Linked DNA regions of Homo sapiens: region 2 is linked to region 1. The links are chromatin loops, found by intact Hi-C in ENCODE. Cell type or tissue: HCT116. All regions are shown on one strand. Region 1 overlaps EPS8L1 (EPS8 signaling adaptor L1). Region 2 overlaps LOC105372462 (a long non-coding RNA gene).

Region 1 (4,000 bases):
GGGCCACTTGGGTGGGTGCCGGGGGATGGGCTGGTGCTTACTCACCTGTGTGGTGAAGGAGCTTCAGGATGAGCCCCCAGCGGGAGCGAAGGCTCCAAGACGGAGCCCGCGTGATCGCAGGCGGGGGGCTGAGGGGAAGCTGATGGGGCAGGAGGGATCAGCGGGCAAGACCTCTGGGGCCAAGGATGTGGAGCTGGGGAGTTTGGGTTTTGCCATCAGTGTCTTTGAAACAAATTTAGTCAATTGCCAACATTTAACATTTGGAGAAATTTGTGTGTAAAAATCTGGAATTTTGGCCGGGTGTGGTGGCTCACGCCTGTAATCCCAGCACTTTGGGAGGCCGAGGCGGGCAGATCATTTGAGGTCAGGAGTTCGAGACCAGCCTGGCCAACATGGTGAAACCCCTTCTTTACTAAAAATGCAAAAATTAGCAGGCGTGGTGGTAGGTGCCTGTAATCGCATCTACTCTACTTGGGAGGCTGAGGCAGGAGAATCGCTTGAACCTGGGAGGCAGAGGTTGCAGTGAGCCAAGATCGAGTCACTGCACTCCAGCCTGGGCAGCAGAGCGAGACTCCATCTCAAAAACAAACAAACAAACAAAAAACAAAAAGAATTTTGCCTTCTTTTGAAAGAACAGGAATCTGTGACAATATGAACTTTTCAGTCCTGCATAGCCACCGTTGACTAGAGCTGAGTAGGAGCCATCTTCTGAGATGAGGCATTCATTCAACAATTAGTATAACACCAACAGGAAGAACAGGACTGAGTGAGTACAGTGTGACTGATCATTACTGAACAAAACAAAGATCCAATACTTTTAGGAGGGGGGCATCCGATGTTAAAATAAATGTATTTCAAGGTGGCGGCGCTCTGGAGAAAAGAAAGGGGTTGGGAAGGTGGGTGCACGTGTGTGCACATGTGTTTTGAATAGAGTGGTCTAGGCAGGCCTCAGGGAAAAGCTGGTGCAGGCAGATGGTTGAAGGTGGTGGAGAGGGAGCTGTGTAGGTATTTGAGGGAAGGGTGCTCTGGATGATGGGAGCTCTGTGTGTGGAGACCCTGGGGAGGGAGCTGTGTAGGTATTTGAGGGATGATGGGAGCTGTGTGTGTGGAGGCCCTGGGGTAGGGCACCTGGTGTGCTGCAGGAAGCTGAGGAGCTGGAGAAAGCAGGGAATGAAGCTAGAGAGGTCACGGTGGCTGTGTGGAGACTTGGCCCTGGGAAGGGCTTGAGCTGTGAGATTGGAGCTCTGGGTGTCTTTTGGAGCATGGCCATGGCCTGACTTAGGTTTTAACAGGTCCCTCTGGCATGGAGAACAGGCTGGGGGTTGGTGGTGAGGATTGGGGGGACCAGCTAAGGGTCTACTGGTGAAATCCAAGCAAGAGAGAGGGTGGCTCTGGCTGGGGTGATGGGAGTGAAGATGGTGAGAGATGGTCAGGTTCTGAGAATATTGGAAGATACAGCTGCCAGGATGTTCAAACAAGCTGGCCTGTGACGGGGGTAGGGCTGAGGCCCGGCTGGCTCACTTGGGTCTCTTGTCGGGTTCCTGCAGGCATTTCAGTTTGCAGCCTAGGTGGCGAGAGCCACGGGGGCTTATTGGGGGGCGGGGGGCGGGTGCGGGAATGGAGCAAAGAGGTTTGGGGGAATTGCCTACCTTTCCTATTCCCCTACTAAGAATGAGGGGTGGGGCCCCGGGCAAGTGGTAGAGGGGCTGAGAGTATTCTGGGCAGAAGCAACCACATGAACCAAGCTTGGCAGCAGGAGGAGGGAAGCTGAGCCCCGTGGTCGGAGAAGCTGGTGAGCCGAGTGGGCAACCTGTGACTGCCAAGCTGGGGCCTGGTTTTATCCGGTGAGCCATAGGGAGCCAAGGGAAGTATGTGAATAGGATCTAGGGACGGGGCAGATAGGAGAAGGACTCTTGGAGATCCAAAGAGGAAGGAAGGAACCAGAAGGAACCAGGCAGGAGGTGGCAAAGTGGGGACTGAGAACTCCTGCCTGCCCCAAGGGCGGGGGGCGGGGTGGGGGTGGGGGGGCGTCTCTCTGATCCTTTCCCATCTTGGAGGGCGCCATCTGGTGGCCCAGGTTGGAACAACTCCGGGAGAGGCTTGAGGCCCAGAGGCCCAGAGGCCCTCAGTAATCTGGGGAAGGCAGAGCCAGGGGAGAAAGAGAAAGGGCCATTCTTCCCAAAGGCAGAGAATATCCAGTCTGGAAAACAGTGGGATCCAGAGAAAAGCAGACCTTACCAGCCACCTGGATAATGGGGAAAAGAAAGTTACAGGGCTTGCCAGAGGGAGAAGGAGCTAGTTCTTGAGGGATTAGGAAGTTTTCAGTTGGCTGCCATCTCCCAGAACAAAGAGTGGCCAGAAAGCTGTGGCATGCTTGGGAGGCAGCCAGTTCTACCTGGTAGGGCCGTGGCAGGAGGTGGGGGACAAAATGGAGAAGTGGATGCTGGGAAACTAGCTTCGGGGATGAGGGCAGGCTTCCCCACAGTGAGTGTTTGAGCTGGGCCAGGGAGGCTGAACAGGAGTTCGCCAGGCAGGGAATGGCCGTTTCAGCCAGCAGAGACAGCAGGTGCAAACCTCAGAGGTTGAACGCTTGGGAGCGTTTGGAGAAGGGCAGGGCCAGGACGCAGGAAGGAATGAAGTGAGAACGTTGGTGAGGCGGGAAGGGAGACACAAAGCCTCATGCCCAGCAGCCGCGAGCCAGGGAAACGTGAAGGTGGGGCAAGCTGGACTAGGCTGGCTAGGAGGTCAGGAGGGAGCCTGGTTTGGGACCCTGGGGATGGAAAGGAGGGTTCAGAGAGAAACCAAAGAGGGTGGAACATTTTCCAGGTTCCATGAGGCTGTGACTGGGTCGAGGGGCAGGTTTCTGAGCCCCCTGGTAGCCGGGTAGAGGACAGCAGTTGGCACACCATCTGCTAAGCACGGAGGCTGTTTATAGGCTGGGCCGCATATTACAATGCTCAGGGCTCCACTGCACCCTCTCGGGGGTCTGCTAGCGCTTTCCGTAGACTGTCTCCACGCCCTCCCCACTCCCAGCCAGTCCAGATCCTCTCCGGAGGGACTGCAGCAAGGATCGTTAAGTCTGTCCACCGGGATGGGGGAAGACCAGGGCCGGAGCAGATTGGCCATCCTTCAGAAGATCGACTTCCGCTATTGGGGAGAGTCTGAGGAGTCCGTTCTCCCACGGGGCCTCGTCACTCTTTGCGAAGGGCGCCTGGCAGGTCAAATGACCTCCATTTCCACCTCGCCTTCCACCTTCTTCTTTTGCTTCTCCATCACTGCCTCCAGCTCTGACACTTTCTCTTTGTCCTGGAGGGCGGGGTGGAAATCGCTTTGTCCTGGCGTCCGAGCCCTCGTCATCCCAACCCTACCCAGACCCAGGGACCAGCGGTCCGGCTCACCTCCAGCAGCGAGCGCTGCACGGTGACCTGGCTGTACACACGTGCCCCCTCCTCGGGGCTCACCGCCCGCAGCTCCTCCTTCTGCAGCGAGAAAAGCTGCGCCCCGGTCAGCACACCCAGCGCGTCCACGGTCCTGAGCGAGGGCAGCCCGGGCGCGGTCAGGCCGGTCGGCGGATGCCCCAGCCCGGACAATCATGTCACGCCCACCCGGCGATGGTCCAATCAGAACAGCATTCTAGCTCTAGCGGGGGCAGGCCCGACACCTCCTGAACCCCACCCACCAATCACAATGTTGCCACCCGGGGGGCGTGGCCGCATCCTGCTTTCAAAGGGTACGGGATTTCCCTAAGGAATCCAGTCGGAGTCTGAAAAAACATGGCAATCACAGCCTGCCATTGGGTGTTGCTACCAGACAGACCCTCACTTCGGGCTAATCCCGGCTCCCTGTGGTCTCCACGACTGCCGCCCCCCGACTCCCGGCCGATCGGAACGCTCCGCTCCCAGCGTCCGTATCAACCCGCGCCGAGAGGGCCCCGGCCCCACTCACCCGGAGCTAAAGCCCTTGGCCTGCAGCCAGGCGCGGACCTCGGAGGCGTCCGAGC
Region 2 (4,000 bases), 330 kb before region 1:
TCACATGTATTCGTTAGCATTTGTACTTGCTTTTTTCAGGGAAATGGATCCAGTACTTTCATCAGATTCTTCGAGACACCAGTGATTCAAAAAACAACAAAACCTCCCTCATTTTCAGTGGCTATAGCATATTCTGTTGTATGGATGCAGCATAATTTTTTCCCAGTTCCTACTGCTACAGGATCTTTGGGGTGTAGATTTTCTTCCCCGCTGGAAACCTCTGTTGCCAATGATGCCTTTGCCTGAGTTCTTGTCCTGAGTCCAGGAAGAATGAGGTACGCAGACAAGTGAAGGGTGAAGAAGACAAGGATGAGCTTGATTTAGTGTTACAACCGCTCAGAGGACCCACAGTGGGTAGCTCCTCTCTGTAGGCAGGTCATCTGTTGAGTGTTCAGTTATCAGCAGACAGGAGGTTCTGGAGAGGGTAGCTCCTCCCTACAACTGGTCATCCTAATGTCTGCAATTCTTAGCAGAGAGGAGGCCCTGGTGGGGGTGGCTCCTCTCTGCCAGCAGGTAGTCTGCAGGTAGCTCTTCTCTGCCACTGGTAGTCCAATCCTCTCTCCTCCCTCTTCCTTCTCTGGCTGTCCCCTGCCCTGCTCTGGCTGAGCCCAGAGCTTTTATGGGCCTCAGAGGGAAGGAAGTCCATGCTGATTGGTCCATGGGTAGCCATGGGCAGCCCAGAAGAGGCACCGCGTGTCCCCACTCTGGTCCTCAGGACTGATAGCCCAGCCCCCAGCCTTCAGGCCCTCCTTAGGACTGCCCCCTTCTGCCCAGGCCTCCTACTGCCATTCACAGCCCCGGGGCTCTGCCCTAACCACTGATCTGAGATGGGAGCAGGAGCCAGGAGCGGTGAGAAGCCAGGCAGTGGGAACAGGCACCCCTGAGACTGAAGGGATGGGGGGCCCTTCCTGGGGCCCCCAAGGGTGCAGGCTGCAGAGACTCTTGAGTCCCATGCCTGGGAGGGCAGTTGCCACTGCACCCAGAAGCTCCCACCCCACCAATTCAGAAGGGGCAGGGCTCCCACTTGTCCCAGCTCCTGCCTGCTCTGTGGAGCTGGAGGCCCAGATTTGCAGTACCGGGTCTGGTGGCTGCAGCTGCACCCAGGAGGACAGATCCTGCCCGTTCCTGGCACCACCCCCCTCACCCCCAAGAGCACAGGGAGGCTCAGATCCACAGCCACAGTTTGGGTGACTGCAGTGACACCTGGGGAGCTCTGCCCCAACTCAGAAGGGGCGGGGCTCCCCCGGCTCCATGAAACGTGCAGCCCCAGCTGCACCTCCCTGCTGCAGCCAGCATGATAGCAGCAGCCCCTGCCATCACTACCAATAGATGTTTGGGTTTTCCCTAGTTTTTACTACTCTAAACAATACTTGAGGAACATCTTTTTGCACAACACTTGGTGCATTCCTTTAATTTTTTCTTTTTTCTTTTTTCTTTTTTTTTTTTTTTTTGAGATGGAGTCTTGCTCTGTCGCCCAGGCTGGAGTGCAGTGGTGCAATCTTGGCTCACTGCAACCTCCGACTCCCTGGTTCAAGCGATTCTCCTGCCTCAGCCTCCCAAGTAGCTGGGACTACAGGCACTGCCACCACATCCAGCTAATTTTTGTACTTTTGGTAGAGACAGGGTTTCGCCATGTTGGCCAGGCTGCTCTCAATCCCCTGACCTTGTGATCTGCCCGCCTTGGCCTCCCGAAGTGCTGGGATTACAGGTGTGAGCCACCGCGCCTGGCCACTCCCTCAATCCACCTTGGCCTCCCGAAGTGCTGAGATTACAGGTGTGAGCCACCGCGCCTGGCCACTCCCTCAACCCGCCTTGGCCTCCCACAGTGCTGGGATTACAGGTGTGAGCCACCGCGCCCGGCCACTCCCTCCATTTTCTTTAGGATGAGCTCTCAGGAGATGAGTGGCAGGTGTATTTTGAAGACTTTTGCTAGACAATGCCAACTACGACTCAGAGGGCCTGTGCCAAGTCCATGTATGTGAAAATGTCCGTGTGCTCCCACCCTCCCCAGCACTGGGCATTTTTCTGTTTAAGCTTGGTGTGCGTCACCAGTGTTGGTTGTACAGTCATTACAAGAAATTCCTAGTGCACTCAAGAAGTCTCTGCCTTGTGCTCAGGGATTTGCGAAGCAGGATTGGCCCCGGGTAATGCATTTAATTACTGCTGTGTCTGTCACTAGAGGGAGCACCCGATCCACTTAAGGGCCTATTTTTGCATTGATCAGGGCCTCTCCCACCCAGGAGAGTTCCAAGTTCAGCTCCAGAGGCACAGAGGAAAGTAGTTTTTGTCAATTACCTACCCCAGCGTGTGCAGACCCCTCAAGCTGGGAAGGTCACAAGTGTCTGCTCAGAAGTACTCAGGAACTAAGGAGCAGAGAACCTGCTACCAACCACAGACTAGCAGACACAGAAACTCAGGAAAGGATGCTCAACCTCACTGGGAAGAAAGGAGATGCAAATAAAAGATGGGACACCTTGACTTGCCCATGATGTGGAATCTTTTGAAGACTGCTCATCGTCAGGCTCACTCCTGTGAGGGGACTTTGACACTGGCAGTTTCCTCTGCCTGGAATGGCTTTTCTCTGGATTCCCACAAAACTTGCTCTCTTACTTCCTTTAATTTTTTTTTTTTTTTAAACAAAGTCTCGCTCTGTCACCCAGGCTAAAGTGCAGTGTCATGATCTCGGCTCACCACCACCTCCACCTCCGCTTCCTGGGTTCAAGTGATTCTCCTGCCTCAGCCTCCCAAGTAGCTGGGACTACAGGCACGAATCACCACACCCTACTGATTTTTGTATTTTTATTAAAGACGAGGTTTCACCATGTTGGCCAGGCTGGTCTCAAACTCCTGACTTCAAGTGATCCACCCACTTCAGCTCCCCAAAGTGCTGGGATCTGGGTTTACAGGCATGAGCCACTGTGCCCGGCCGCTTCATTTGAATCTTTATTCAGATGTTACCTTCTCAATTAGTTCTACCATATTTAAAACTGTCCCCCTTGGCCAGGCGCAGTGGCTCACACCTGTAATCCCAGTACTTTGGGAGGCCAAGGCAGGCGGATCACGAGGTCAGGAGTTCGAGACCAGCCTGGACAAGATGGTGAAAGCCCGTCTCTACTAACCACACAAAAAATTAGCCAGGTGTGGTGGCGTACACCTGTAATCCCAGCTACTTGGGAGGCTGAGGCAGGAGAACTGCTTGAACCTGGGAGGCAGAGGTTGCAGTGAGCCGAGATCACGCCATTGCACCCCAGCCTGGGCAACAGGGTGAGACTCTGTCTCAAAAAAAGAAAACTCTACCCCCACACCAGGTATGGTGGCTCACGCCTGTAATCCCAGCACTTTGGGAGGCCGAGGTGGGAGGATCTCGAGGTCAGGAGGTCAAGACCAGCCTGGCCAACATAGTAAAACCCCATCTCTACTAAAAATACAGAAATTAGCTGGGCATGGTGGTGCGCACCTGTAGTCCCAGCTACTTGGGAGGCTGAGACAGGAGAACTGCTTGATTCTCCTGGGAGAATCTCTGCCTGGGAAGCAGAGGTTGCAGTGAGCCGAGATGGCGCCACTGCACTCCAGCCTGGGCAACAGAGCAAGACTCCGTCAAAAAAAAAAAAAAAAAAAACTGTCCCCCTCACAACATTCCTGAACCTCCTTAGCCTACACTAATATTTACAGCAATTAATATCTTTATTCTATTTTTCAGACAGGGTCTCACTATGCTACCCAGGCTGGAGTGCCATGGCGTGATCATGGCTCACTGCAGCCTCAACCTCCTGGGCTCAAGCAATCCTTCTGCCTCAACCCTCCTAAGTAGCTAGGACTATAGGCATGTGCCACCACTCCTGGCTAATTTTTAATTTTTTTGTAGAGACAGGGTCCCACTATGTTGCCCAGGCTGATCTCAAACTCTTGAGCTCAAGTGATCCTCCTGCCTTAGCCTCCCAAAGTGCTAGGACTGCAGGCATGAGCCACTGTGCATTGCCAATATCTTTTAATACTACCA

What was found. Peaks named below come from ENCODE experiments on the same cell type or tissue, not always from the same donor. Only the 100,000 strongest peaks of a DNase experiment are listed, where the experiment ranks them.
Region 2: it touches region 1 in a loop (16-fold over the local background); 5 of 110 quality-filtered maps call a loop at or near these places.

What each region holds. Positions count from the first base shown.
Region 1 is chr19:55,086,834-55,090,833 of GRCh38, reverse strand. It overlaps EPS8L1 (EPS8 signaling adaptor L1), which reads right to left. Exons shown (of 20, transcript NM_133180.3): 18 at 3,946-4,000; 19 at 3,399-3,531; 20 at 2,911-3,306. The coding sequence ends at 3,220. Among named protein-coding and RNA genes, the nearest start is that of EPS8L1, 13 kb to the right of the region's middle. RefSeq lists an enhancer at 1,939-2,233. In HCT116, a CTCF peak has its summit at 2,086 (motif pointing left); no DNase peak of the experiment used is centred here; H3K27ac peaks cover 1,005 bases.
Region 2 is chr19:55,416,530-55,420,529 of GRCh38, reverse strand. All of the region lies in intron 2 of LOC105372462 (a long non-coding RNA gene), which reads right to left. Among named protein-coding and RNA genes, the nearest start is that of UBE2S, 11 kb to the right of the region's middle. RefSeq lists a silencer at 312-512 and enhancers at 849-1,418, 1,974-2,103. In HCT116, a CTCF peak has its summit at 2,182 (motif pointing right); a DNase peak (open chromatin) is centred at 2,169.